2 separate regions of the Homo sapiens genome follow, and region 2 is linked to region 1. Evidence: chromatin loops called from intact Hi-C (ENCODE). Cell type or tissue: CD14-positive monocyte. All regions are shown on one strand. Links, peaks and the distances in the headings refer to the core of each region. The heading gives the core; the rest is flanking DNA. Region 1 overlaps SRGAP2 (SLIT-ROBO Rho GTPase activating protein 2). Region 2 holds the start of LOC105372873 (a long non-coding RNA gene).

Evidence for each region. Hi-C counts contacts between places; a loop is a spot of excess contacts. Peaks named below come from ENCODE experiments on the same cell type or tissue, not always from the same donor. Only the 100,000 strongest peaks of a DNase experiment are listed, where the experiment ranks them.
Region 2: a loop joins it to region 1, with 2.5 times the contacts of the local background. A loop is called at or near these places in 1 of 110 quality-filtered maps.

What each region holds. Positions count from the first base shown.
Region 1 is chr1:206,426,203-206,441,633 of GRCh38, forward strand. It overlaps SRGAP2 (SLIT-ROBO Rho GTPase activating protein 2), which reads left to right. Exons shown (of 23, transcript NM_015326.5): 14 at 3,960-4,020; 15 at 10,763-10,840; 16 at 11,762-11,896; 17 at 13,774-13,879. Among named protein-coding and RNA genes, the nearest start is that of IKBKE, 37 kb to the right of the region's middle. In CD14-positive monocyte, for the core only: no CTCF peak of the experiment used is centred there; no DNase peak of the experiment used is centred there; H3K27ac peaks cover 1,454 bases.
Region 2 is chr1:206,136,665-206,152,095 of GRCh38, forward strand. LOC105372873 (a long non-coding RNA gene) reads left to right here and starts at 10,500. Exons shown (of 2, transcript XR_922477.2): 1 at 10,500-10,612. In CD14-positive monocyte, for the core only: no CTCF peak of the experiment used is centred there; no DNase peak of the experiment used is centred there.

The sequences.
Region 1 (15,431 bases), core at 4,244-12,243:
AGATACAAGTGAGAATATGCAGTATTTATCTTTCTGTGCCTGGCTAATTTTACTTAACACAGTGTCCTCCAGTTCCATCTATATTGCTGCAAGTGACAGAATTTTATTCTTTTTTATGGCTGAATAATATTTCATTGTGTATATATACCACATTTTACCCATTCATCTATTGATGGACACTTAGGTTGCTTCCATATCTCAGCTATTGTGAATAATGCAGCAATAAACCTGAGAGTGCAGTTACACTGATACTTCAATATACTGATTTCTTTTCTTTTGGATCTATAGCCAGCAGTGGGCCTGCTGGATCATATGGTAGATCTACTTTTAGTTTCTTGAGGAGCTTCCATACTGTTTTTTTGCGGTAGCTGTTCTAATTTATATTCCTGCCAGCAGTGTACAAGCATTCCCCTTTCTCTGCATCCTTGCCAGCATTTGTTATTTTTTGGCTTTTTGATAATTGCCATTTTAATTGTGGTGAGATTATTTAAAAATTTGCATTTCTTATGATTAGTGACATTGAGCATTTTTTCACATACCTGTTGGCCATTTGTATGTCTTCTTTTGAGAATGCCTATTCAAATCATTTGCCCATTTTTTAATCAGATAGTTTGGTTTTTTGCTATTGAGTTGTTTGAGTTCCTTATATATTCTAGTTATTAATCCCTTATCAGGTGGATAGTTTGCAGATATCTTCTCCCATTCTTTAGGTTGTCTCTTCACTCTGTTGATCGTTTCCTTTGCTCTGCAAAAGCTTTGTAGCTTGAGATAATCCCATTTGTCTGTTTTTGCTTTTGTTGCCTATGCTTTTGAGGTCTTACTCAAAAAATCTTTGCCCAGACCAGTACCCTTGAAGCATTGCCCCAATGGTTTTTTTTTTAGTCATTTCATAGTTCAGGTCTTACATTGAAGTCTTTAATCCATTTTGATTTGTTTTTCTATATGGTGAGAGATAGGATCTAGTTTCATTCTTCTGCTGCTATTATTTGTAAATGAGAAATGTAATAACAGAAGTCTGTAAACATAAAAAGACTCCCCCCAGATTGAGCTTTTCTGGCATTTTCATAGTGGAACCCAGTTTCTTCCTTAGAATAGGGAAGAGAAGACAAAGATTCTTCCCCTGAGATCACCCTAGCCTAACCAGCCAGTCAGTGATGCCGACAAGAGGACAGACACTGGCTGCTGTAGCTGGAAAGCTGGAGGAAGCAGATGGGTTTGGGGGTCATGAAGATGAGCATTTGGGTCGCTGCGACCGTCCTGACACCAGCTCCAACTTGGCACATACAGTACTCCCTTTGGCATCATCCCTGGTTCCCAGAAAGCTTGAGAGGTAGAGGCTAAGCCAGCTTTTCTCTCAGCCTGACTTTTTTGTGAGACCCAGCTGCTTGCCTAATAGTGGCCAAACCCTATGGCTACAGTGGCAAATTCAGAGCCAGGGGGGGGATCCACGCAGACCTGTCAAACGGGCAGAAGCTACACAGACCCATCGCACTTGACAGTCTGGTCTCTGTCCTGAACATCTAAAGCCCTTTCTAGTTAAGTTCGGTCCCCTCTCCCTGATCTCTTTCTTCCACACAGCTGAATTATTGTACATTCAGCTGCATTATAAAACCCTACTGGTTTAGGCCAGGCACGATGGTTCATACCTGTAATCCCAGTGCTTTGGGAGGCTAAGGCAGGAGGATTACTTGAGGCTAGGAGTTTGAGACCAGCCTGGGCAACATAGCAAGACCCTCTATGTAAAATAAAAACGTGCTGGGTGTGGTCTGGGTACCTGTAGTTCCAGCTACTCAGGAGGCTGAGGCAGGAGGATCACTTGAGACTATTTGCTCAAGGTTACATTGAGCTATGATCGCACCACTGCACTCCAGCCTAGGCTACAGAGGGAAACCCTGTCTCTAAAAACAATAAATTAATTTAAAATATAAAATAGGCCGGGCGTGGTGACTCACGCCTGTAATCGCAGCACTTTGGGAGGCCGAGACAGGCGGATCACGAGGTCAGGAGATCGAGACCGTCCTGGCTAACACAATGAAACCCTGTCTCTACTAAAAATACAAAAAAATTAGCTGGGCATAGTGGCAGGTGCCTGTATTCCCAGCTACTCGGGAAGCTGAGGCAGGAGAAAGGCATGAACCTGGGAGGCAGAGCTTGCAGTGACCTGAGATCGCACCACTGCACTCTGTCTGGCCTGGGCGACTGATTGAGACTCTGTCTCAAAAAAAAAAAAAAAAAAGAAAAAGAAATTGTATATATAAAATAAAACCCTACTAGTTTTGAGTAATACTTGGTATGCACACCTGGCAATGTTTGCTGAATGCCTAGGGTGCAGTATGGGTAGTGGCAAAGTGTTAGGTCTCCGAGGGAGATTGCCTGGGTTTGAATCCTGGTTTTGCCACTTGCCAGCTGTGTGACCATAGCAGCTACTTAACCTCACTAAGCCTTCATTTCTTCATTTTTCTTTTCTTTTTCTTTTTTGAGACAGGGTCCCGCTCCATCACCCAGGCTGGAGTGCAGTGGCTTGATCTTGGCTCAGTGCAACCTCTGTCCTCTGGGCTCAAGCAGTCCTCCCACCTCAGCCTCGCAAGTAGCTGGGACCACAGGTGTGCAACACCATGCCAGGCTATTTTTAGTAGAGACAGAGTCTGTTGCCCAGGCTGGTCTCACACTCTTGATCTCAAGTGATCTGCTGGCCTCGGCCTCTCAAAGTGCTGGGATTACAGGTGTGAGCGACCGCACCTGGCCTCACTTTTTCATTTTAATGAGTATAATAATAATAATATGTACTCCATAGGATTGTTACCAGCACTAGTCCATCTAAAGGACTTAGTACATGGCCTCACACCTCTTTAAATTCCTCTATAAATGGTAGGCACTAATGTTCATGTGTTAATAGGAAATATTACTCTCCTTGCCTCCAGTCCCCTCCCCAGTCTGTAGAAGGCAAATTGAGGCCCAAAAAAGTTCAGTGACATGAGCCAGACTGTGAAGCAAAACAACAGAGCAAAGATTGACATCTGGGAGGCCTGCTTCTTTGCTTAGTACCTGTTAGTCCCCACTATTTAGAGTTAGTTTTTCTTTTCTATCTTACCTTTATACCAAACAAACCCTCTTTCTGAAGCTCCCATTGGTTCATTCTGCTACCTTCAACTGAGAATAATTGAGCACCTCTTATGTGAGAGCATCATGGCCAACCCTGGACACCCAGGAATTGACATAGGATCTGCTCTTGTGAAGTTTGAGCTGTAGTGGTGACAAGTGCCAACAAATATTCACATCCACACATTGGAGTCACAGTCAGGGTTGAGGAGAACATACCCCCAGCAGGAGCAGCTCATGCAAAGCCACGAGGCAAAGGAGGACTTTGCAGAACAGAAACGTGGCCAGCATAGCTGTAGCAGAAGCTAGGGGAAAGAACAGGCAGTGGAACTGGAGGCACAGGCAGTATTCCTGGCATGCAAGGCCGTGTAAGAGAGTAATGAGAGGTCTTTGAAAGAGTTTAAATAATGAAATGTGCCCTTTTAAGATTACCTAATTACTATGTGAAGGAAGAGAAATGCGGGTCAGAAGATGGCAAGGATGGGAATTGAGGTATTGGTGGATTGAACTAGGTTGGGGGCAGTTGAGATAGAGAGAAGCGAATGGATTTGAGAGATATTTAGAAGGCAGACATGACAGAATATTAATTAATTAGGTGGTGGAGAAGGTGGTGAGAAACTGGTTTGGGGCAGAAGATGATCAGTTTTGTTTAGGACATGCTAACTTTAAGGCATCTGTGTAGCATTCCATGTGGGTGGTTGTATTTTTGTGCTCTGGAACTTGGAGGACAGGCCAGGTGCTTCTTTGTAGACCGGCTGGTGATCCGCTAAGACAGTTCTGCACGGTTTGGCCCGTTTTCTCTGACCCTGGGCTATCCCTGTTTGAATATTCTAATGTTGTGTTTCCCTTTGGCTTTTCAGGACTCCAGCCAGGCAATTCCTCTGGTGGTGGAAAGCTGTATCCGGTTTATCAGCAGACACGGTAAGCAGGATGACAGCCTTGTCCATATTTGTGCAAAGATTGGGAAGAACTTCCAGGAATTCTTTGTAGAGTAAGAATAGAGATTGACTTCCCATCCTGGCATTCTCAGAAAAGGAATAAATTCTTACTTGTCCACATAACTTTTGCTACCTCAAAATAGCCACACCTAGACATTGAAAGAAATGCATCATATATTTTGACACAAAATGCCTCAGCCACTTATCACGCAGCATTTTTTTAGCTTGAGAGTAAGTTTGAAATTGCAGCTGTTATGTAAATACAGCTGCTATTATGTGGTAACAGTAGTTTCACCATTACTCACAGTCTTTGCAAGTGTGGGTATCTCCCACTGTACAGCCTGACCATTTTGTCACTTTCTGTACCAGACTAGTTTGAAAACAACTCCTTTCCCAATGTTGCAGTGATTCCTAATAATCAGTTTTTGTTCTGGTTTGGTCTCACTGGATACAGCATGGCCAAGGGCTGAGTTAGTAGCTGGTCTTAAAGTTGTATCCAACTTTTGAGAATCTGCAGAGGCAGGCTGCTTCTCAGCCTAGGTGAAATCATACTCTCTTCTACTTGGATGAAGCTGAATCTTATAAACACCATTCCTCACCAGCTACTGGTCTCATTGGACAGAATTTAGCGATCGAAATAATTGCCAGAGAATTGATTTCCCAGGGATTAGAGTGTTTATAAAGGACAGAACTAGTGCTATGAAAATTTCTAGGAACTGAGCATCAGAAATTGTTTTTAGATGCTGTTCTTTCTGTGATAGGAAAAGGGGCAGAGTGACCTTTCTGGAGCTAAGGAGGTAGATAAAATATTGCTTGTCTAAATTCAGAGGCAGCTATTCTCTCTCCCTCTCCTTGTCTTTTTCTCTCCCTGTAAACTGGGACATTGCTCAGGTTCATTTTTGGAATAGTAATTATTATAGCATGGTTACAATTGATCTCATTCTAATCAGCTATAATTTTTAAATTTTATCCCTATTCATTTAAAGTAACAGCATTGTATATCAGTATTGAACAGTCAACAAATTTATCAAGTCCCTGATCAATGCTGGGTACCATGCATTGCCATGCAGGAAAACAGAAACAGGAATAATATACTCTTCCTGTCTTTAAGTGGTTTTGTGATGCAGTTGGGAGAAATAAGTAAGCAAGTGATAAGTTAAATAAAAAGGGATAAGCTGTGGTAATTCAGAATAGAGTATAAGAAATTTCACAAGATAGTAATGATTAACAGTCAAACAGTTTGCAAAGAAAAGTCCAAACGGAGTTCAGGGGAGGATGAATTATTTGTGCCTAAGAGACAATAGGAAGAAGAAAGTCTGAGCCACTGTTCATTAGCATACATTTCATTCATTGAACGAATACATATTAGTTGCTTATTATATCCCAACAAAAAGTTTCTGCCTTCATAAACCTTACATTCCACTGAAAGGTGGATAAGCAAATGACCAATTGATCAGCCAGTAAATACAGTATGTCAGGTATTGGTGAATGTCATGAAGAAAAGTAAAGCAGGGTGAGGGGATGGAGAAGGAAGAGGGAACACTGTTTGAAGCTGGTTCAGGGAAAAGGCCTCTCCTAAAGTGACATTAGGGCAGAGTTGTGAGGGAGTAAGCCTTGTGGATATCTGGGGAAGAGTATCTTGGGGAGCGGGAACAAGTGCAGAGATCCTTGCCATATGCAGGAAGCCAGCGTAGCTGGAGCAGAGCAAATGAAAAAGGAAGCGGCAGGAGATGAAGCTGGAAGCCAGACTCTTAGGGCCTCATGTGCTAGGATTGGATTTTATTCTGAGGAAGATGGGAAGCCACTGGAGAATTTTGAACAGGGAGTCATCTTTTTAAAGGATCCCTGATGCTCTATGGAGCTAAGACTGTAAGAAGGAGACAGGAAGCAACTGCAGTAGCCTGAGGAAGACATGATGGCGGCCTAGACCAGGGTGTTAGCTGTGGTATTTGCTGAAAAGTGGGCAGGTTCCAGATATTGTGGCATGAATGTACCTGTTTCTGCCCCTTACAGCCACAGTGCGTGAGTGCTTCACCATTACTGTGGTGAAGCTCTGGGGAAACAGGCACATTTATATGTTACTAATGGGAATGCAAACTGATACAACTCTTTGGAAGGGAATTTGGCAGTATCTAACAAAACTTCATATGCACTTACGATCCAGCAGATCCTAGGAATTCTAGAAATTTGCCATGAAGTTACATCTCCAACAATACAAAAATGCATGCGCACAAGGTTATTTGTGACAGCATTGTTTGTAGTTGCAAAGTATTAGAAACAACCTAAATGCCCATACATAGAGGAGTGGTTGAAGAAACTATGGGACATTCATTCAATGGAGTACTATATAAGAATGAGTAAGATTTCCTTGAACTAATATGGAGAGATTCCCAGGATATGTTGTTAAGTGAAAAAAACAAAATGTGAAAGAGTCTATATCATGTAGAATACTACAGATGCTCCTCGGCCTCTAATGGGGTTACGTACGCATAAATCCATAGTAAGTTGAAAATGTACTCAATATACCTAGCCTAGGGAACATCAGAGCTTAGCCTAGCCTGCCTTAAATGTGCTCAGAACATGTACATTGGCCTACAGTTGTGCAAAATCATCTGGCAACACTATACACTGTAGAGTATGTGTTGTTTACCCTGGTAATCACGTGGCTGACTGGGAGCTGTGGCTCTTTGTTGCCGCCAAGCATTATAAGAGAATATCGTACTATATTTTGCTAGCACAAGAAAAGATCAACATTGGAAGTATTTCTCCTGAATGCATATCATTTTGGTACCATCATAAAGTCAAAAAATCATAAGTCAAACTATTGCAAGTCAGGGACTATATATATAGATATTCTTTTGCATTTCATTACCTTTTATATAAGAGAGAAGAAGATATAAGAATATCCACGTATCTTCTCATTTCTGCAAAAAGAAATGCAGGAAGGATGAATCTAGGAACTAATATTTAATTGGTTACTTATAGGGGATGGATGGAAAAAACGTGAAAAGAATGGGGCAATGGGAAATGGTAAGGAGTGGCATTTCTCTTACCTTAGTGTAGTTTTGACTTTTAGAACAACATTAGTGTTTCCTGTACTCAAAAGATAAATAAACAAGCCAAGCATGGTGGCTCATGCCTGTAATCCAAGCACTTTGGGAGGCTGAGGTGGGCAGATCACTTGAGGCCAGGAGTTCAAGACCAGCCTGGCCAACATGGCGAAACCCTGTCTCTACTAAAAATACAAAAAAATTAGCTGGGTGTGGTGTTGGGCACCTGTAATCCCATCTACTCGGGAGGCTGAGGCACAAGAATCACTCAAACCCAGGAGATGGAGGTTGTGATGAGACCACACCACTGCACTCCAGCCTGAGTGATAGGGTGAGACCCTGTCTCAAAAAAAAAAAAAAGATAAATAAATAAATAAAGGCAGAGTATGGGTACAACCCAAAATGGAATGCAGACAGTAACATATAAACCTAACTGTATTACAAGTGAATAACGTAACCACAATGAAGAGAATGAGGAAGAAAATAACCTAAGTAATTTGTCTTGACTGTAATATAAATCTGAAGATAAAAAGATCTCTAAACAAATATTTTACAGTAATTAGTAATTTTTTATCACACAAATATGGATTAGCAATTCTAAAAGTATTTTATATATATTCTAGGATCAAGCAAATATATTGTGGATTTTTTAACAATTGAGCACATAGTAGCTGCTCAAAAAACATCTGTTCCACTAAATTGATTTTTCCCAAATAGGGGCTTAAGGTGCTCATGAACTCCCTAAAAAACCATAGTAAAAATTTTTGTGTATAGGCATCTAATGAGGATAGAGCTCATAACCTGTGTCAGTCTTGAAAGAGTCTGTGGCCCACTGAATGCTGGGGATTTTCACATCCTAACTATCCTCAAATCCCATGGGAGGTAGACATTATAGTCCCCATTATATAGATGAGAAAGCTCAGTGGTGGGTGAGGGTGATTCAGGAAGGCTTAAAGGAAGAGAAGCGATTTGAGGAACAATTGAAACTGAATCATGATGGAAAAAAACAAAAAAACAAACCGCCATTTTCATGAGGAAGGGAGCAAGATAACGTGAACATGAGATGGCTGCTGTAGAAATCATTTGAAGAATTCTCCAGGAGAACAACTTTTGGCAATGGTTGGATCCCGTGCACAATGGAAGGTTTTGTGCCATTTCCAAATAGCTTAGTCCAAGTCTGATGAGTTTTATACTTTCATGTTCATGTGAACTGAGAAAAAATTTAAAAGATCATGGATGTGTCACTTTGGTTATGTAAGGATTCGCCTGCATTATAATAAAAAGCCAACTGGTTTTTCCCTTTACTTTCTGGAAACCAGCCACTTATTAATGTTTCTGCTTCTAGAATCTAGAGATTCTGTCTGTTGAGCAAGAACACATAGTAGTCCCTCCAAAACATAAGTTCTCAGGAGGAAACAGAGACCAGACCTAAAGAGAGCTCCATGTGTTCCAGGCCTGCTGCCTGATTTCCAATGAGCTCTCCTCTCATTTCTTCTTGTCCTGGACCCCCAGGCCAAGGCTGCTTTTCCTTGGTGTCCTAACCTACCAAAAAGTATCAAGATGATGACGCTCTTTCAAGAATTTGTGCAATGGCTTCACCAACTAGAACATAGTGAGTAGCCTGGTTTCCGAGATGACATTTGCTTATACCATGTTGTGACATGTGGCTGTTTCTCTCAAAGCACTTGTTGTTTACATACTATCTTTAAACAACATTATCTGGCTTTTACATCCCATTTGTAACTAGTATTATAGTCCTATTACACTGGTACTAATGAGGTTTTAACATTGCCTGCCACTCTGTGAGGAATATTCTGGAGATTCCTTTATAGGAGCAGACAACTTAAGGCCTATTACAAGCCAGGTAACTATATTTCCTCTGCTTACTTTTTAATGTTGTTTCAGTTGGATTCAAAATATCAGTCCCGGCCTATGTGGTTTACCTCCAAAGGTCTAACTGATAGAATTCATCTGCCTCCTCACTGAGAAACCCTCAAACAGTGGGCAAAATGTAGCATTAGTCCATTTTGTTTTCCTAAAATAAAATTTGAGATTTCTCCAGCATGTCAAGGTTTTTGAAGGATTGTGCCGTAACAGAGGGATTTTGACAGAATGCTTAAGATTGAGACCCAGGGATCCTGAGAAAAGCTGAGCGGTCCTGATGCAATCAGAGATGCTAGTCCAGTCCAACCCCTGGGGCTGGCACTGATGACACACTTGCTGGATTTCTCACCCGTTTTGCAGTTGTGTGTGTGGTGCTGTCTGTAAAGCCATGTCCATGCTCAGACTGACCAATGTGGTTCCAGCCTCTGCACTTGCACTCCAGTAGACTCCAGAAGCCTGGTGTTGAGGACTGAGTATGATTGCAGCCACAAGGCCTGAGTTTGAGTCATGGCCCTGGTTCTTACTTCCTGTATAACTTAAGGCTGACTATCACTCATCAATCCCCTCATCCAGAGAATGAGATTGTTGCCAACCTTTACCTTGTTGTGACATTATTATTTCTGAGGACCAAGTAATTTATTTCTGTGAAAGCATTGATTAGCAGCAGTCACTATGCCAGCATTTTTTTCATGATTTTTTTCTCTAACAAAACCAAGAAATTCTTGTGCACATTATCGTAGTATAACATTCATGCATGTTTGTCTTTAGAGTAAAGCTGTAGTCAGGAACCAGTGCCTAGCACAATGTCTGGCAATACTATCTGTTGACTGATCACTTCATAGCAAGCTTGTTCAACCTGTGGCCCATGGGCTGCAGCACAAATTCGTAAACTTTCTTACAATATTACGAGATTTTGGGGGGATTTTTTTTTTATCATCAGCTATCATTAGAATATTTTATGTGTGGCCCAAGACAATTTTTCTTCCAATGTGGTCCAGGGAAGCCAAAAGATTGGATGCTCCTGACTTATAGTTTCATGTTCTCTCTTTTTCATGAGTATTGAAAGCATTGCCCCCTTGAACAATCAAACCGTGTTAAAACAGCTAAAGCAATATTATAATCTCAGACCTTATGAAACTCCTCTGATGAGAACTAATGCCTTGACCTATTTCCCATTCTTTTTTTTTTTTTTCTTTGAGATAGAGTCCACTCTGTCACCCAGGCTGGAGGGCAGTGGTGTGATCATAGCTCATTGTAGCTTCTAACTTCCAGGTTCAAGTGAACCTCCTACCTGAGCCTCCTGAGTAGCTGGGACTACAGGCATGCTATAAGCACTGTGCCTGGCTACTTTAAAACATTTTTTAGAGACAGGGTCTCATGTTGCCCAGGCTGGTCACAAACTCCTGGCCTCAAGCAGTCCTGCTGCCTCAGCTTCCTGAGTACATTTTTCTATTCTTGACCCTAGATGATTTAAAAAAGTACCAATGGGTCACTTCTTTGCTTTACAGATGGGAAAAGAGAGGCAAAACAAGGGAAGGAATCTGCCTCATAGTCGCCCTTGGAGTCAAAGGAGTCTCTAACTTGGTGCTTTCTAGTGAAAATGAATGCCTCGAAATTATTCCAGTGACTTTTCCAACATCCTTGCACATGTTTTTCTCCTTTGGCCTAAAGAAGAGAGACAGCGTGCTTAAATACATGCTGGCTGGGGGAGACAGATATTCAACTAAGCTTGGCACTATGCTTGTGAATTTGCTTTTTCTTCTTCTTGATCACTTTTCTGTGTATTTCCAGGACTACAGCATGAAGGAATTTTCCGGGTGTCAGGATCCCAGGTGGAAGTGAATGACATCAAAAATGCCTTTGAGAGAGGTAAGGAAACAGTCTTGAAGATAAAACCAAATATTTGCCAGCCCCCTGGGGTATTGGCTCCACCCTTTCTTCTCTAAGAGGTCCCCAGAGGTCAGGAAGCCAACTTCCCTGTCTCTTCAGGGGGTACCTGCTGTCTTGTACACATTCCCCTGTAGATATGCAGAGAAATACCAGGGCACATCCCAGTTTCCTTCTTCTTTCGTAGCCCTACCCATCCTGCCTCTTTCACGCCGATGATCTGCCAAAACCCAAGAAGTTAACTATGATATCTGGGCGGTTTATGGCTTCATCCGGAACCCTTGGTAGCAGTTAATATCAAGGCTAATGCGCTTGTTCATTGTAGCCCATTTATTATTTTGTGGGCTATTAAGGTAATGGGCAAGCTTTGGCAATTTCCGTCACTGTAATGGATATATATAGTGTCAATTTGAGGTTGGCCCTATCATTAAATCTAATTACATCTGATATGAAATTTTCCATAGGGAGCTCTGGCATGATTGTTCTGTAAGTAGGTGTTCTTGGTTGCAGGCCAGGAGACGTGAGAGCCAGTCTCAGGAGCTGGCCTCCTTGGCCTCATTTTTCTCCCCGCAGGGGCTCAGTCCCAGCCTGGTTTCATGATTCTTGTGAGATACAGTTGCTGTGTCCCATCCTCAGCCCATAGGGAATGTCCCTGAGCCAGGCTGGCACAAGAGAGTTTATATTGGTGGACTCATCTGCCGTGCTTTGGTCCTGGAGCCCCTGAAATGGAGCAGTCTTTGCTTTATCTGTTCCCTGGTCTGTCCCACTCATGGCCACCATGCCGGGCAGAAAGCTGATGGATTGGGACCAGGACATGCATGGTTCACCCCTTCCCCACGTTCGTCCTGTGTGTTTTTGCCTCTCTCACTCTCTTTCCTTTTCGTGGGGGTTGCTTATCCTCAGGAGAGGACCCCCTGGCTGGGGACCAGAACGACCATGACATGGATTCCATAGCTGGTGTCCTGAAGCTTTACTTCCGGGGGCTGGAACACCCTCTCTTCCCCAAGGACATCTTTCATGACCTGATGGCCTGCGTCAGTAAGTACCATTCTGGCTTCAGATTGGCTTCTGGGCTACAGCACCGGTAGCAAGAGAGAAAAAGTTTCCACAGGGTCTGTGTGTTCTCATAAGCTTTTCAATGAAGTTTTTCTTTTCCCCAGTGAAATTTCTCCTCAGCCTCACTCCTTCATCCCCTGGTGGGAGGGGAGGAGGAAAGACTTTTCAGTAAGAATCTAGGACCCCCCAAGTCAGTACTCCTGGCCTTTTTTTTTTTCTTCTGATTCATCTCTGGGCTTTATCTTTTTTTAGTAAAATACCTTTATTTTCAATTATGTATTTGAAGCTTATACATTAGTGCTTGTGCTTTTCATGGTACAAGGGGGAAAAGCATAAGCGTTGCAAATATTTCATGCTTGTTGCATTAAACAAGACATGGCTTACCTGCTAAATGTATTAATATGTGTTCTAGGAACAAAAGCCCTCTGCACATTTAAAAGTAGTAATAGGATATTTTCCCAAAGAGAAAGGTATATTCTCTGCTTTATCCTCTTAGGAGTTCTCTGCCTCTTACTCTAAAATTTGGGTCTTGAAAAGCTATTCCTAGCCATTTGGTTTAGCTTGTGGTACTGGAACACCCTCTCATTTGTTTGCCAGGGAAAACAATCAATGGAAACTTGGATTAATACAGGTCAGCCTGGAAGCAGGCCCTGTCTGACTGATGGCTCCAGAGGCTGGAGGGAGTGGTACCTTTGAATGGAGAAAAGATCCTTCTTCCTAGGTTGACCAGATCTTCATACCTGCTGAGTTTCCAGTTTCACTCAGTATCTGCCCTGAGTACTTGTCCCTCTCTGTTATCCTGAGAAATGCCCAGGGCATTTGGGAAGCTGGCTCTCTGGTTTGTTTTGTTGACTTCTGTTTGTGGGAGTCTAGTGGAAGTGAGTTATGTGGGTGATTAAGAATGTGATTCCCTTGGGTCATGTCTTTGTCTTTTTCCGGGACTGGGCCTAGGTGAAGTATCTTAAGCTGAACTGGGGTTGCCAAGACAGTTCAATATCCCTTGGCTGCCCAGTTCTTCCCTAGAGATACACTCTTCTTCCTAATCCAGTACTTCCCATCTCTTTTTCATATAAAGGCACTCATAGAAAATGGCAGTGTTTACATGGCACACTGTGGAAGTGAGAGGCTGCCTATGATGGAGGACCTGTAATTGACCTATAATTAACCTCTCCACAGCACAAGAAAACCTTTCAGGTCTCCTTCCCAATATCACTACATACCCAGGGGCCTGCTACCTCTTGCCTCAGGCCACTTTTTACTCATTCATAGTGCAGATAAGGGAGGGAGAAGATAAGCCACACTTGTCCAGAGGATGAGATGGCATGTGTGGAGTGAGCAGGACAGGCCTCTTGCACAGCCTCTCTTCCCACCGAGAAGTAGGCCCTTTGAGGCTTTGTGTTGAGCAGTTACAGCAGGTTGGCGGCAGCTCCCTGTCAGTGGTTGTTTGAATAAGAGGGTGGTAGATCCTGTGGGGAACATTTCTAACCCCATTTCCTGTGCCCAAATCCAAATCCAAACTTGTTATTAATAACAATGAGATTACAACAACCCTAGTTCAGTTTAATATTAATAATGTGTAATAACGAGTTTGGATTTGGATTTGGCACAGTTCCCTGTGCCCAAGAAGTATACACCTTACATCCGGCAATGGTAAATGTCTGGAGCCCAGCAGGTGCCCTCTTCTAACAGCCCTACTCCAAGGAGCAACAGGGATGACACTCCTGTCACTGCACCAGTGCTGTGCGTGGGCTTGATCTGATGCTGTCCGTGTTGCCCCTGCTGGTAGTAGGGACTTCTGATCATTACTGCCTGGGATCCCAGTCATAGTGGAGGATAACACATGGCTTTCTTCTTTTCAGCAATGGACAACCTGCAGGAGAGAGCTCTGCACATCCGGAAAGTCCTCCTAGTCCTGCCCAAAACCACTCTGATTATCATGAGATACCTCTTTGCCTTCCTCAATCAGTGAGTAGCCTTCCCAGTGAACAGCTGGATCAGGCTTTGGCTTGGGCACTGGAAGTTCCTCTATGGACCTATGCCTATTCATCCATCCCAACAAAATATTTATTGAGCACCTACTGTGTGCTAGCCACAGTGCTAGACTTATTTAATACATCGTTAAATAAAAGATGAAAGCCTTGATATAATTTAGCTCCTGTTCCAGGGAAGGAAACAGCCAATAACAGATATATCAGGTAGAATAAGTGCTTAGAAGAAAAATAAAAAAGAGTAAAGAGAGGGGAAAGAGTAAAGGGGTCTGAATGAAAGGAGGGAGAAGCACTGTAGTTGAGGTGGACAGCAGAGGCCTGCCTGAGAAGACAGTGTACAAGCAGCAGCCCAGAGGAGGAGAAAAGAGTGCCACGGGGCCATTTAAAACCCCAGAGTCATGGTAATAGCGAGTTTGGATTTGGATTTGGGAAGCAATTAGAAGATTTTCTTTTTTTTTTTTTGAGACGGAGTCTTGCTCTGTCTCCAGGCTGGAGTACAGTGGAGCGATCTTGGCTTACTGCAACCTCTGCCTCCTAGGTTCAAGCGATTCTCCTGCCTCAGCCTCCTGAGTAGCTGGGACCCAGGCGCATGCCACCACGCCCAGCTAATTTTTGTATTTTTAGTAGACATGGGGTTTCACCACGTTGGCCAAGATGGTCACCATCTCTTGACCTCGTGATGTGCCCACCTCAGCCTCCCAAAGTGCTGGGATTACAGGCGTGAGCCACCGCACCCGGCATGTTACTATCTGATTTGTGTATTTTATTTTTTTAAAAACTGCCAACTGCTTTGTGGAGAAGTTACTGGAAAGGGTCATGAAGAGAAACAGGGAGACCCTATCCCAAGGTTACCATCTGGTCTGGCCAGAGGTGTTAGTGGCTGAGTCTGGAGAGCGGTGAGGAGGGGTCAGGTTTGTGATACATTTTGAACATAGCATTAACAGGATTTGCCCATGGATTATACATAGAATATGGAGAGAGAAATCCTAAATTGTTGGCATGAGCGACAGGGACATAGGGTGGTCATTTATGGAGTTGGAGAAGACAAGGTGTGGAGAAAGGAATCAAGACAATGTGTTGATGTGGTCATGGTCATTTGAGGCACTTGTGAGATGTCCAAGTGGAGATTTTGAACAATTGGACCTAGGAATCCAACCCTTAAGGGAGAAACCAGGAGTGGAGCTGCCAGTGCAGGAGTTGCCCATGTACTGGTGGTATTTAGCTAATCACCCAGGGAACGGATGTGTCTACAACAAAGGTCTGAGGAGCAGAGGGGGCCGCGGGTGTGGATGGGGCATTTCTTCTCGTCCAAGCAGCATGTCCTTGTGTGGAGCAAGCTTTGGAGTCCCCACATGACAGGAAAGGCACCAAGCAAGGACATGTGATTCTTCCCCTCTGAGGCACCTCTGTCTTTTCACTTTGGTTTTGCTGCAGTTTCGCCCTCAACAGCCTAGACCAAAGGTTATAAATGGGCACCCTGAGAGCCAGATAAAGCCGAAGATGTGTTCTCTTCAGGTGTCTATTGTGTC
Region 2 (15,431 bases), core at 4,686-12,685, 290 kb before region 1:
GGGATCCCTTGCTGGTGCAGAGTGGGGATGGAATGAAAGGATTTGGGAGAGAGTTGGACGGCTATAAAAGGAAGAATTTTATTCCCGCTGGGGATGACTCTGGATTCACAAAACAGACTTTTCCAGTACAAACAGAATATTTTGGATTTGCTTGGTAGTTTCTCCCTGACTGCTAATACATCTAATGCTTCACCTTTGCCCTTTCTAGCTACCTAGATCCCATTCTATAGAATCCCACCTAGTTCTTGCTCATTCATAGGACAGAGTTGTACAATCCGAGTCCAGTGAATTTTGAAACCCTCCCCTGCTCTGTTTATACTTTCCACTTTCCCAGGTATACTCCAGAGAACCTGACCTCAGGGAAATGGTCTTCCAAAATTCTAATCATTACAGTTTGATATTAACAAAACAAATAGTAACACAGAGTATCCATAACACAAACCTATCAGTAGTGAAGCAAGGGTTATTCTTCCAAGATGCAACAAATCAGCAATCTGACCCAGCAAGGGGCTACAGCTATTGTTATACCAGCCTAAAAAAGAAAAGCATGGATAACAAGAAAAGTGAGAAATTCTAGGAAATTCTGACCTTTTCAGGGAAACTTAATAATCACAGCTTTCAATAATAGTTAAAGGCCAGGCGCGGTGCCTCACGCCTGTAATCCCAGCACTTTGGGAAGCCGAGGCAGGCGGATCACCTGAGGTCAGAAATTTTGAGACCAGCTTAGCCAACATGGTGAAACCCTGTCTCTACTAAAATACAAAAATTAGCCGGGCGTGGTGGCAGGCACCTGTAATCCTAGCTACTCAGGAGCTGAAGAACGAGAATTGCTTGAACCCGGCTGGCAGAGGTTGCAGTGAGCCAAGATCTCACCACCGCACTCGAGCCTGGGCAACAGAGTGAGACTTTGTCTCAAAAATAATAATAATAATAATAATAATAATAATAATAATAATAATAGCTAGAGACCTTTCTCCTCCTTCAGGGAATGTGCCCAGATTAACCTGCCAAAATACTCAATATGCTTTTGAGACTCTGGAAGTCATCAACTGAAGTTATCATCAACTAATAATGCTTGGCTGTATTGTCTGTCTTGTTCAACTGCAGAATTGTAAGCTCCATAAACATGGTGACAATGCCTATGTTATATACACACACATGTGCCCTGTAGATAATCAATTAACACATGTTTTTCCACTAATATGCAGATTATACACAAGTAAGCTCAGCTTGGGCAGACAAAAAACTTGGGAACATTTCACATCCTCTCCCATCACCAATATTTGTGTAGCTTTTCAGTAAGGATGGATAAGACTCTAGCTTGCCCTTGAATCTAACTGACATGTATAATCATTTACTAAGTGCCTAGTTCTCTTTGTGTGTTAGTCCATTTTGTGTTGCTATAAAGGAATACCTGAGGCTGGGTATTTATTTTTAAAAGATGTTTCTTTGGCTCACGCTTCCACAGGCTGGACAAGCATGGCATCAGCATCCACTCAGCTTCTGGTGAGGCTTCAGGGAGCTTTTAGTCATGGCGGAAGGGAAGAGGAGCTGGTCTGTCTTGTGGCAAAAGAGGGAGCAAGAGAGAGAGGAGGAGGTGCCAGCCTCCTTGAAACAGCCAACTCTTGCATGAACTAACAGATCAAGAACTCACTCATTGCCATGGGGAGGGGACTAAGTCATTCATGAGGGATCCATCCCTATTATCCAACACCTCCTGCTAGGCCCCACCTCCAACATTGAGAATCACATTTCAACACGTGATGTGGAGGGGACACACATCCACACCAAATCACTTTGGCTATAAAAGATGCATAAAATATGGTCCATGTAATGTAGTTGGTGACACCAACCTGCATGCAAAAAACATGAAGGAAGGCAAGATAGTGTATGCTTTTCCCTCTGTTTATCCAAACATGACCCTGCCTTTCAGGTCCAAATCAAATCTTCCCCACTCACTAAGCATTTATCATTCATTCCTATACTTGGTCAGATTTTAATGAGGACTTACTGAATCCCAGGTACAATATTCAGGAATCAGAGACAGGGCAGTGAACAAGATAGCCACAGTTCCTATTCAAGGACTTAACAAACCAATGATCTTGAAAAGTTATGTAACTCTTACATATGTAGGTATGCTGGCAAAAAAACTGTAAGCTCCTGAAAGGTCGTGATCATATCTTACATTCTTTTGCGATCTCCGTACCAGCTAACATTTGTCCATAGAACTTATTGAATAAAGTTCGAAGGGCTGGGTTGGGTGGAATTTTTAGTAAATGTGAAAAGCTATAAATTGATAGCAAAATCTCAACACAGAGAAATCTTAAAACACTAAGAACTCTTGCCCACTCCTCAAAACTCAAAACTCAAATGTCACCTCCTCCATGATGCCTTCCCTTAACTATTCAGGCAGGGTTCGACCCTTTCTTCTCTGAATCCACACAATTGGGTGAAGACCATGGATAAAACTTAGCACAGTTATTGTAATTACTAGTTTACTTGCTTCCCCTCAGATAAGTAGTTGGGTGTTTGGAGGAAAGGGGAGAGGGTCCCCAAGCCCTCCCAGGGAGACAGCTCCTCCCTGTTTCTTGAATGGAGAGACAGTAGAGAATGCACGTGCCCAGCAGGCTTTTTCCTGATAGAATGACAGACATACAAACGAACATTCACAAAATTACCACTCCATGTAAACATATGAATGATGGTCCTCCCAACTCTTTTCCTGAGAAGTTAAGGATAAAGTGTTTAATTGTACATTTTAAGATAAATTAAAGAGTGTAATTGGATTGTAACTCAAAGGATAATGGTTGAGGGAAAGAATACCCTATTCCCCATGATGTGCTTACTTCACATTGCATGCCTGTATCAAAACATCTCATGTACCCCATAAATATGTACACCTACTATGTACCCACAAAAATTTTTTTAATTTTTTAAAAAATAAATAAATAAATAAATCTAGCTCAAGAAGAACTAGAAAAAAAAAAAGAATAAATTGTTCTAGACCTTTGTGAAAGGGAAATGGTGTAATTGGAGACCACAGACCTGGAGGTTGAGTACCCCTATCAGAGTGGGGTAAGGAGACTTGGGGCTGTCTTCATTCTGCATTATGAGAAATAAGGAAGATGCTAGTAGTAGATAGTACTTGCTGTTAGGTAAAGGGGGATACATCTCAAAAGAAACCACTAGTAGCAGGTAGGGAAAAATTTTAACTGAGAAGGTAGAAATTTTACCCAAAGGAGAGAATTCTGGCAGCTATAGATAATGAGTGGTTTAGCTAACAGGACCCCTAGTGAAGGAGAGGTTGTGGTCATGAGCTGAGGGCAGCAGGGATCTAATCAGAGTCAGAGACGAGAATGTCCTGAAGGAATGGGAGAAACCAAGCAGGTCCAGAATTCCAGGGACAAATAACCCAGACAAATAACCCAGGCAGGAATTCAACCTTGAGAAACAGAGAGGAGATTCAGGCATGGCATTTGGTGAGGAGCGCACTATGTGATAGCTATTTTAGAGCTCAGCCTTCACAGCCAAATGGACCGAGGCTCAAACCTCAGCTTGATCAGGCAAGTTACTTAACCTCTCTAAGTCTCAGTCCACATCCCTATGAAATGAGGCTGTTGAGAGGAATAAATGAGACTATGTGTGAATAGGGTTTAGGACTATGCCTGGTTCATAGTAAATACTAAAATAGTCATTGCAAATGTAATGGTAATGGGGGAGGAATTAACAGGAGTAGAGGTAATAGTAAGAGTGGTGATGGTGGTAGTAACAAGGAAATATTCCAGAATCTGATTGCTGGAATTAAGATAGCTGTCCGTTGGCACTGAACTGGAAGTCAGGACATCAGACTCCAATCCTACTTTTGCTGAATGCTAGATATGTGATCTCATTCAAGTCAAAGGACTTCTCTGAGCCTCGGTCTTCTCACCTGTCAAGTGGAGGTGTTCACACTGGTTGTGCACTACTCCCAGAATTCCTGCGAGAATTTCATCAGATGCAGCATCTGCAACCACCAACACAGACACTTGATGAATGCTGACCCACTCCAATGGTCAGGATTCGCCAACAAGACTGACCTGAAACTGAATCAAATGTTCTCACCTTTCCTTTTCTGAAGGAGGGTAAGGCCAGAGTTTGGACCAGGTTGAACTTGCCAATGTGTTTGTGATATAGACAGGAGAAAGGAAAATACTGGGTAGAAGAGGGTAGTTCCCTGGCAAAGTCCCCACCCTCAAGCCTGGAAATCCATGGCCCTAAACGGGAACAGGCATTCCTGTTTTCATGCCCCAAAGTTGATAAACCCCAGTCTTCACAGGGAGATGAGGAAACAAACAGAAAAGCAGAAGAAGGGCAGAGCAATGCGGCAGAGGGAAGGAAAGGAATGTCTGAACATCAAGAGGAATTCAGCTGGGGGCATCTAGAGAGGAGATCCGCCACTGGACATTCAAATTCCAGGGAAAGATCATCTTCCCACTCCATCCCCCTTCTAACTCCGCATCCATCCTACTGAGAGCCACCTCCACCACTCAATAAAACCCCTGCATTCATCCTTCAAATCTGTGTGTGACCTGATTCTTCCTGGACACCGGACAAAGACCTGGGTACCAAGAGTGTCTACTGAGCTGTCTAACACTTAAGCCATCCCTGGACAGCAAGGCTAAAAGAGAGCACTGTAACACACGCCCACTTGGGCTTTGGGAGTTGCAGACACCCACCCATAGACACAACCATGGGGCTGGAGCCCAAAAAGCGCTCACCCTGACTCCTGCACCTGACTGTCTGCATGCTCCCCTTCCTGTAAGGGGTTTGAGCACCCAGCGGCTGAACATATGAGCCACCCCCAATCACACATCCTGCGAGGGGGGGTCAGGGAACTCTTCCATTTCATCTGTTTAAGTGGTCTTGGCTGAGAGACTGGTTTTCTGGGGGGCAGAGAATTAGGCAGGTCATCATTTTCTCCCTCAGTCATAAATCACCTCCAAATAATCCTGGCTGTCACCATCAGAAAGCTTAAACTCACCTTGAATCCAACCTTTGAGTTAAAAGGAACTTGGAATTCTTTCTTTGACTCCCTTGGGCATTTAGGTTTTAAATTCATTTGTAAACATTGGTTTGGAAAGAAATCTAGGTAGATCCAGGTTTGCAATTTTAATCCGAAGCCACATTTCTGGGCTTTCCTGTAGCATACCCACCTAACTGGAAAATCTAAAAGTAAATACATTTTGAAGAGAGAGAGAGAGAAAAAAAAAAAATAAGTTCCTGCTGCTCTCAGATGAGGCCTTTGCAACCTGTGAATGATGTTATCATTTTTTTGCCTGTACAAAAAATAGACAGCTTTATTTTCACTTTCTTCTAAGTCATTTATGCGACTACAAAGGTGGTAGTGGGAGTCTCTGAGAATTGTTTTATAACACTGTGGTGCCCTCCTTTGAAAAACAAAACCAAATTATCCATGTATAGCACTAAGTGAGGTGGACCTGAGCAAGGCATAGCAATGTTTGCTTTCTGCAGACATCTGAAGTGGGAGCCATGGTGACCAGGCATACCTGATGGCCACACAGCTATCCCCCAGCACTCAGAGGAGCCATCACAGGGATATTAGATCACATTAACATTTTAAAACCTACTAATGCACTTATCACACTTACTCAACTTGTCCGGTGGATCTGGTATTTCGATCAAAAGAGTTCTAAATAGTAGGGGGACCAACTGTCTTGGTTGCTGGGGAATGAGGGATTTCCTGGGATGTGAAACTTTCAGTAAAACAGGGACAGTCCCCCACAAACTGGGACAGTGGTCATCCTGCTAAAGAGTGTCCCATTTTCCTATTGCTGATGCCAACAAAAAATGACAAGGCGAAGAGTAGAGACAGCACGACCCCTTCTTTAAAGCAGTGATTATCGAACTTTAGCCTGCCTCAGAATCCCTTGGAGGGCGCAGGAAAGTGGCTTGACTAGAATTTCTGACTCAGTAGATCTGGGTAGGACCAAAGAATGTGCATTTCTAATGAGTCCCCACATGAGGCTGATACTGCTCGTCCAGGACTACATGTAAGAACCACTGCTCTAAACACTGGGTTCTTAGCTGCACATTGGAATCACCTGAAGACTTTTTAAAAAATGGGTGCTTTGATCTCACCCCTTAGAGGTTTTGATTTAATAGCTATGGAGGTATTTTTCAACCTTTCCAGGTAATTCTAATGTGCAACAAAGTCTGAGACCACTGCCCTAAAAGGCACTGAATTCAGGAAATGACTCGATTGACATTTGTTTCCTGACATTTGTTCATTTGACATTCAACATGTACTTGTTGAGCAACTACTATGTGCCATGCACTATGACAGAGGCTGTCTGGTTAGACTATATATGATCCCTTCCTCAAGGAGCTTACTGTTTCAGGGAAAACACAAGAAAAACAAGTCAACGAAAAATAATATACAATTAAAAATTGAGATAAGAGCCCTGGAAAAAAAAAGAGCAGGGACCTAGGGATCTAGGGGAATAAGGGTATGGGGAGAACTATTCTGGACAGAGATGTCATTGAGGATGTCTCCAAGATGACATTTAAGCCAAAACCAGAAAAATGAAGGCCAGCCATCCTGCGTATGGAGAGAAAAGCACTCCAAGGAAGAGAAAAAGTTCTCAGAACTGTCGGTCGGGAGGGGAGTGCTCCTGGAGGCAGAGAGCTGGGCAGGGCGACCTGAGACAAGGTCATGGGTGGGGTGGACAGGGCCACATCCCTCCTAGACCATGGGAACCAGCTGAAGTCATATTCTAAGTGCACTGGCAAGCACTGAGGGAGAACATTTCTGTTTTCATTTTATATTTGAAAGTATATACATTTTTAAGGCTGCCATGTGGAAAAGAGATTGGAAGCCTCTGAACCCAGGTTCTTCACCAAAGACAGATGAGAGCGAGGGATTCAGATGGTGACGAGTCATGAGAATGTCTCCCAAGGGTTGCTGAGAAGGGCTGCATGGGGTACACCGTGTGCGGCTGTAGCTTTCGGGAGAAGAACTGTGAGTGCCAGTCACATACGGTGGCTGAGTGCACGTCTCTTGTGCACTGCGTGGGCGAACTCACCAGATATTAAGTTACAGGCATCAGTTTAGCACCTCCACCTCTTTTCAGTGTGGACTTGGGCTGCAGGCTGTTCTAATGAGGGGCTGGCTTTACAGTTCCCTGTTAGATGAACTGGAGGTTCCAAGGCTGTCAGCCAAGCAGGGAAGTCCAACTCCAGGTCCTGCAGCCCAGGGATTCGGGACTCCCAGGTGCACGGCCATCTGCAGTCGCCCTTTGCATTGTGGGGGATTTTTAATCTGTTGGCCAGATGGAGGGTCGGAATAAATGGTTCTGGCAGTAACCAGACACCTGAGGTGGGAGGACAGCATGGAGGACGGTCTGTGGAAAAGCCTGTCCTGAGTAAGCAGGTGCAAACTCCCTCAGGACAAGAGAAGGGAGCTGTCTTGCAACACATACACGAACTCTTTGTCACTGTGAAATCCTTGCAGAATGCATTTGAGCTGAAACAAAATCCTCCTAAAGAGTACATTAATAGTCCTCATGAGGCCTTTCACAGCTAAGAACCTCCACCTGGTCCTAAACTGCATGCAGGGGAAGGAAAGAAGGGCAGGCCTTGCTTCAGAGTTTTACAGCCAGGGAAACAGAAATGGGGAGGAAGTGCAGGGCTGCCAGGGAAACGGAGACTTGGAGGAGGGCTAGTACTGCCTTAGGCTTAGAGGATGAGGACATCAGAGCAGATGCCTAGGCCCCTGTTCTCAATGCTATCCTAGGACCCATACATTGCCTCCCTTGGGGATAGGAAGGATTTTGTGCCAGAGGATGCAGCTCAAGAAACCTTATCTCGGGGTGGAAGTGGGGCAGGATTGCATCCCATGCAATAACAGGGCTAAGGCAGAAGAGAACCTGAAGCCTGCACTGAGCACCTCTGAGATGAAATCGCTGTGCACTGGGTTTAAATAGGGATGACACCAGGATCGTCCCTATTTAAGCAACATTCAGGGGAGATGAGTGAAGATGGGCCTGAAAAATGAGTCCAATAATGTTCTCAACAATAAATATTTACTAAGGGCAACCCATGTGCTAAGTACTGGGCTAGATGCCAGGAACAAGAGAGATCCTGACCTAGGTGAGGGAAAGAGACAGGGTAGCTACTTGGGCACAAAGGTTATATTTTATTTATCTCTGTATTATTCATGCCTGGCACTCAGCATATGGTTATTGAAAGCAATGACTTAATGACTTAATAAATTAACTGAAGCAGGTCTGGCTATCAGTGGGCACTCCATGTCTATTTCTAAACAAATGAATGTGTTGCTTCTACAAAGGACTCTGTGTACAAGATCTCTGGGAAGAAAGGTGGCAGATAACATAGGCGAGATGATGGAGGTTTGGAAAGAAAAGAATGTGGCAAGGATCAAGGCAAATAGTATGAGGAAAAAGAAAGAAATGTTGAAACTAGGGGCAGAGAAAAGCTAGAGAGGAAAAGAAATGTAATCATGGCATAGTGCATACTTATTCTGGGGTCAACAGTAGTTCAGGGTCATAAAAGCCTAGACATTATATTAGGAAGATGGAAGAGAAGAGCTGAGAAGCGTCAGTGTGTGAAAGAGTTACCTACCATTGCGGAAAATAAATAGATAATGTCCAAAATTGGTAAGTGAAGAAAAAGCACTAGAAGTTTATGTTTCGGGCATATGAAGGACAAAGAGTTAAAACGCGGTGGCTCTTGCCTGTAAACCCAGCAGTTTGGGAGGCCGAGGCGGACAGATCACGAGGTCAGGAGATCGAGAGCATCCTGGCTAACACGGTGAAACCCCGTCACTACTAAAAACACAAAAAATTAGCTGGGTGTGGTGGCGGGCGCCTGTAGTCTCGCTACTCGGGAGGCTGAGGCAGGAGAATGGCATGAACCCGGGAGGCAGAGCTTGCAGTTAGCCAAGATCGTGCCACCGCACTCTAGCCTGGGAGACAGAGAGACTCCATCTGGGGGCAGGGTGCAGGGAGCGGGGCGGAGGGGGGAGTGGTTACCCTCAGGCAAAAGGACAGGAGATGCCCTAAAAACTCCCCCGACTCTTTGGTTAGTCTGATTCCCTCCCCTGGCCCTAACAGCCTCCCCTGCTTAGATCCAAGTGGCAATAGGACCTGAGTCCCTTAGGCAGCCAACCCCACCCAAGCAGAAAGAAGAGACCAGGACATGAGCTGTAAAATGGAAAACAAGAACAGGCTTTTGAATAGAGAGGGATCGTGAGGCACCCCAGGCAGCTGTGAGGCTAACTTCCAAAGTCAGGATCTTTTAAAATGGTATTTGATTTTCTGGGTTGAATGGGACACTTCAACCAAATATAAAAATCTCTTCCTTGGGCAACAGCTGAAATAATGAAGGAAACCACAGGAGGGAGGAGGGGGTCAGGGCAGGATCAAAGCTAATCTCCTGGTTGCTCCTTGCTTAGATGGCTCGGTATGCCCCAGACCAATTCAGTCTCACGCTGCTCAAAGACAAGAAGAGGCTCTTAATAAAGAGAAGCATAACATAGAGGTAGAGAACAGAATGCCAGGGCTGGAACTGGTCTCAGCAACCATCTTGTCTGACTCCCCCTTTGCATGAAAAAGGGGGTGGTAAAGTTCAGTGGGATTGGGCCATCTGTCTAAGGGCAATAGAGGCAGACAGGACAGTCAGGGCAATGCTGTCAACAGACTTTGCATGTTCTGACTCCTGTCCACCTGTCTAGTTCTCTTTTCCCTGGCTACACCATTAACAAGAAAGATAAGCAGAACAACCATCTCTATAGTGAGCACTGGCTGAGAATCAGGAGACCTGGATTCCAGCCCCAGCTCCATAGAAAATCAATTGTTTAACCTTGGAAAAGTCACTTAACACTACCCTGAATTTTTTTACTTGTGGGCTAGATGGCATTTCAGGAGGTTCCGGTTCCACCCTCACAAGGCAGGTTCCAAGTTTGGAGAGAGAGATTTCATACTCATGTTATGCTCAAAAGGTCTAATTCAATACCTAGATCACCAAGGCGTACATATAGAAGCCCAGATTCCACAACTAAAGAATCAGGTTTTATACCTAGAGAGGCAGGATTCACATCAGGAGCTACTTTCCAACCCTGGAAAGTCAGGTTTCATAATTGGAAACCCAATTTCCATGTTTATAGAGCCAGGTTTTATGCGGAAGAGCAGAATATATATGCATAAAAAGGCAGGATTTACACCTAGGAGAGCTAAATATATCTCTGAAAGTCCATGTTTCATAAATGGAGTACAGGTTCCATGTTTATATGGTCAGGTTCAATGGCTGGGGATTGATATTCCATACACAGAGTGCCAGATTCCGTATCTGGGAGACCAGGTTCCATGCATGTAGAGTTGGCTTCTGTGACTCAAATGCCAGTTTCCATGCCCGGAGTTTTAGCTAGAGTGACAGATTCCACACTTGTAAGGGTATGTTCCATATTTGGAGATTGAGAATTCATATACACAGTACCAGTTTCCGTGTTTGTAGGGGTGGGGCTTATATGGACGTCCCAATTAATGAAATGCCTGCAAGTCTAGGTTTCATACATGGAGTGCAAGATTCCATGACGGTAAGGCCAGTTTTCATGGATGGAGTTTTGAGATTCCATACATATAATGCTAAGTTACTTGCTTTTAGGGCCAGGTCCCGTGGTTGAGTATTGAGGTTCTTATACAGTAAGTACCAATTTCAGCATTAGTAGTTCAAGTTTCACACTCAGAGACTGAGAGTTCATTCATGCATTGCCAGGTTCCATGCCTGGGGAAATAGGTTTTTAAGGCTTGGAGAGCCAACTTCTATGACTAAAACCCAAGGTTTCATGCCTGGAATGCCAGATTCCACATTTATAAGGCCACGTTATACTAGAAGATTGAGATTCCACACATGGGGTGCCATGTTGAATGCTCATAGGGCCAAGTTTCATGCTTTAAGTATATAGATTCTATGCTTGGAGATTGAAATTCCATAAATGCAGTACCAGATTCCATGTATGAACTGCAAGGTTAGATGATTATTGAAATCCATACATGCGGTGCCAGATTCTATGCTTGTAGGGCCAAATTCCATACCTAGATATTGAAGTATCATACATGGATTCCTGGGTTCCATACTTGTATGACCATGTTCCATGTTAGAGTTGAGATTCCAAACAGCTGGTGCCAGGTTCATGGTTTGGAGGCCAAGCTTCATGTTTTAGTGAGCAAACTTCTACAACTGAAACTCTAGGTTTCATGTCTGGGGTGACAGGTCACACACTTGTGAAGCCATGTTCCATGCTTAGAGTTAGAGATTTAATCCATTGAGTCCCAGTTCTGTGCTACTAGGGCCAGGTTCAATTTTTGGAGATTGAGTTTCCGTACATGGACTGCCAGTTTCCCTGTATGGGAAATGAGGTTCCTGATCTTGGAAAGCCAAGATCTATAATAAACATGCCAGGTGTCATGACTGGAGTGCCAGATTCCACACTTTTAAGGTCATGTTCCATGCTCAACACTGAGATTCCAAATATGAAATGTTAGGTTTTATGCTTGTGGGTCTGTTCCATGTTGAAGATTGAGATTCCACACATAGAGTGCCATGTCCCATGCTTGTAGGGCCAGATTTTATGCATGGATATTGTGATTCCATATGGAGTCCCTAGTTCTATGCCTGGCATAACAGATTCCATGCAAGGAAATCCAACTTCTGTGAATGGCACACAAGTTCTGTCTGTGCAATTTCAGGTTTCAGCCTATTACGATTTTCCATGCTTTGAGATTTTGATTCTGAATATGGATTGCTAGGTTCCATGCTTGTATAGTCAGGATCCATCCTTGGAGGTTGAGATTACAGTCATGGTGTGCCAGGTTCTATACCTGGAGGTAGAGTTTTACAAATGGAGGATGAAGTAATAGCTTGGAAGTTTACATTTCCACACTCTGCAAGACAGGTTTTACCTATAGATGGTAAAGTTCTTGCAATAGTTAATTTTATGTGTCAACTTGACTGAGCTAAGGAATGCCCAGATAGCTGGTAAAACATTATTTCTGGGTGTATCTGTGAGGGCATTTCTGGAAGAGGTTAACATTTAAATTGATAGACTGAGTAAAGAAGACCATTGTCATCAATGTGGGTGGGCATCGTCCAATCCACAACGGCCCAATAGAACACAAAGGTTAAGAAAAGACAAAGTTGCTCTCTCTTATTGAGCTGGAACATCCATTTTCTCCTGCCCTTAGACACTGGAGCTTCTGCTTCTCTGGCCTTTGGACTCTGGGACTTAAATATATATCCTATTGGTTCTGTTTCTCTGGGGAATTCTAACTAATACAAATCCCAACATGAAGAGTAAGATTCCACTTCTGTAGATCAGGATTCATTACTTTCTTGGCCATATTTCATGCCTAGAAATACAGATTCCATAGTTGGAATGTCAAATTCTAGGCCTAATGCCCACCACATTGTATAATTGGAGGTCCAGATGATTGCCTTATGATTCGGGTTCTATAGAACATGTTTCATGATGGCTAATCCTTATTTTATACTTGGAAGTCCGGGTTCCATATTTGGAGAGTAAGATTCCAGGCCTGGATGGTGAGATTCAATACCTGGTAGGCCAGATGACATTAAGTTTCTACCCAAATTCCACAGAAGGCCAGGCCAGGTTACAAACTGAAAGAGAGAAATTTCACACAGTTTACAATGCATGCCATGCTTAAAGCCTAATTTCATGTCTACATGGCCTGAATCCACACATAAAAGCACTGGTTCCACACCTACTGTGCAGATTACATGCTGGTAAACCAGTTTCCGTGCTTGGAGAACCAAATTCTGTGACAGAAGTGCCACGCTCCATATCTGAAGCTCCAGTCTCTTTGTGTGTATGGTCATGTTCCATGCTTGAACATTAAGATTCAGGTTCATACTTGGAAGGCCAGTCTCCACGCTTAGAGATTGAGATTCTACACATGGCGTGCTAAGTTCCAGTTTTATTAGTGGAGTCTGAAATTACCTTGATATTTACCTTTCTGCTCACAGAAAATCAGATTTTTTCCCATTTTAGGCCAAGTTCCTTACTTGGAGAACCAGATTCCTCTTCTACAGATCAGTTCTCATGAATGCAAGGTCTTGTTTCCTACTTAAAATTCCAAGTTCCATACTTGGAAGGTGAGATTTTGTGTCAAGTTGGCTAGATTCCATACCTGGTGGGCCAGGTGACATGCCATGAGATTCGGGTTCCAACCTAGAAGGTCAGGTTCCAAGCCTGGAGAGAGGGATTTCTCACAGGCTCCCATGGCATGCCTGGAAGTCCTAATTCCATGCCTAAAAGGTCAAGTTCCATATCTAAAAGTAAAGGTTTCAATCCTAGAGTGTCATATGTAATGCCTGGGGAAGATCACAACTGGGGAGACTCTTCATGGCTAGACATTCAGAATCCATGTGGGAAGGCCAGGTTCCATGTTTTAAGGGCCACATTCTACATAGAAGGAGCAAGTATTTATGCTTAGAAGTCTAGGTGTCATGGCCAGAGGTTCAAGTTCCATGCCTGTAGGGTTGGGGCTCATGGATTTCTACATTATATACTTGGAAAGGTAGACTTCACATCTAAAACACGTAAATCAGTTCCAGCTTTCCTACATGGAATGCCATATTACATGCTTTTGGGGCCAGATTCCCTGCTCAGAGGTTGAGATTTCTTTCATGGAATGCCAAGTTCCATGACTGTTGCATGTTTCCAGTCTTGGATATTCTTGGATTCTATACATGAAGTGCCATCTTCCATGCATGGGGAGCACCAGGTTTCATGTCTTGGGCGACCAACTTCTATGACTGAGACACAAGCTTAATGTCTGGAGTGCCAAGCAATATACTTATTAAGCCATGTTCCATATGGGGAGATTGAGATTCCACATATTGTGTTCCATTCCATTCCTGAAAGTTTAAATTTCATGCTTGGAGATAGAGATCCTTACATGGGGTGTCAGGTTCCATGCTCTTAGGGTCAGAATCCATTCTGGAAATTGAGATTCCATACATGGAGTGCCAGATTTCATGCTTGTAGAGCCAACTTCCATGTTTGGATATTGGGATTCCACACATAGAGTGGCAGATTCTGTGCCTGGAGGCATGGTTTTACCAATGGAGAGTCAATTCAGTGCCTGGAAGGCTACATTTCTACTCAGAAATTCAGGTTTTACCCACAGATGGCCAAGTTCCCAAAGTGGAGAGCCATATTACATTTCTTTGAATCAGGTTTCATGCTCATAACTCCATGTTTCATCTCTAGAAGTACAGATTCCATACTCGGAGGGTCATGGAACACCTGGAAGATGGCCAGGTTCCATACCTGATGGGCCAGACGCCATGACTTGCGGTTCAGGTTCAACCCACGGAAGACCATGATCCAACTTAGACAAAGAGGTTTCATAAAGCAGTAACTTATGGCATGCCTAGAAGGCCTGATTCCATGCTAGCGGCCCAGGATCCACATATAGAAGCCCAGGTTCCACACACACACATGTCGTATTTTATGCCTGGAAAGGAAGGATTCACACCTGGAGAGATATTCCATGTTTGGAAAGTCAGATTTTATATATGGAGGGACAGGTTCTGTGTTTAAAGGGATACATTTTATACCTGTGTTGCAAGTTTTCATGCTTAGAGGCCTAGGTTCAATGCTTGGAGGTCCAGCCACTGGACCTGTACAGTGGCTTCTCATGTGGAGGACCAGATTGTATGCTTGGAAAAGGAGAAATAACACCAAGAAGACCTAAATCAGTTCCTGAAAGTTCAGAGTTCATATAGGACTTCAGGTTCTGTGTTTGGAGATTGAGATTTCACATATGGATTGTCAGTTTCCAGCCTTGGAGAACAGGTTCCATATCTTAGATTTTTTAGAGAATCAATTTTCAATTTCCTAAATTCCAAAGGTACTCTTTTTTTTTTTTTTTTTTTTTTTTCAGACCGCGTCTTGCTCTGCTGCCCAGGCTGGAGTGCAGTAGCGTGATCTCGGCTCACTGCAAGCTCCGCCTCCTGGGTTCACGCCGTTCTCCTGCCTCAGCCTCCTGAGTAGCTGGGACTACAGGCGCCCGCCACCATGCCCGGCTAATTTTTTTTTTTTTTTTTAGTAGAGACGGGGTTTCGCCATGTTAGCCAGGATGGTCTCGATCTCCTGACCTCATGATCCGCCTGCCTTGGCCTCCCAAAGTGCTGGGATTACAGGTGTGAGCCACCGTGCCCAGCCTTTTTTTTTTTTTTTTTTTCCGAGACGGAGTCTCCCTCTATTGCCCAGGCTGGAGTGCTGCAGTGCAATGGCGCAATCTCAGCTCACTGCAACCTCCGCCTCCCGGGTTCAAGCAATTCTTCCGCCTCAGCCTCTCGAGTAGCTGGGACTACAGGCGTGTGCCACC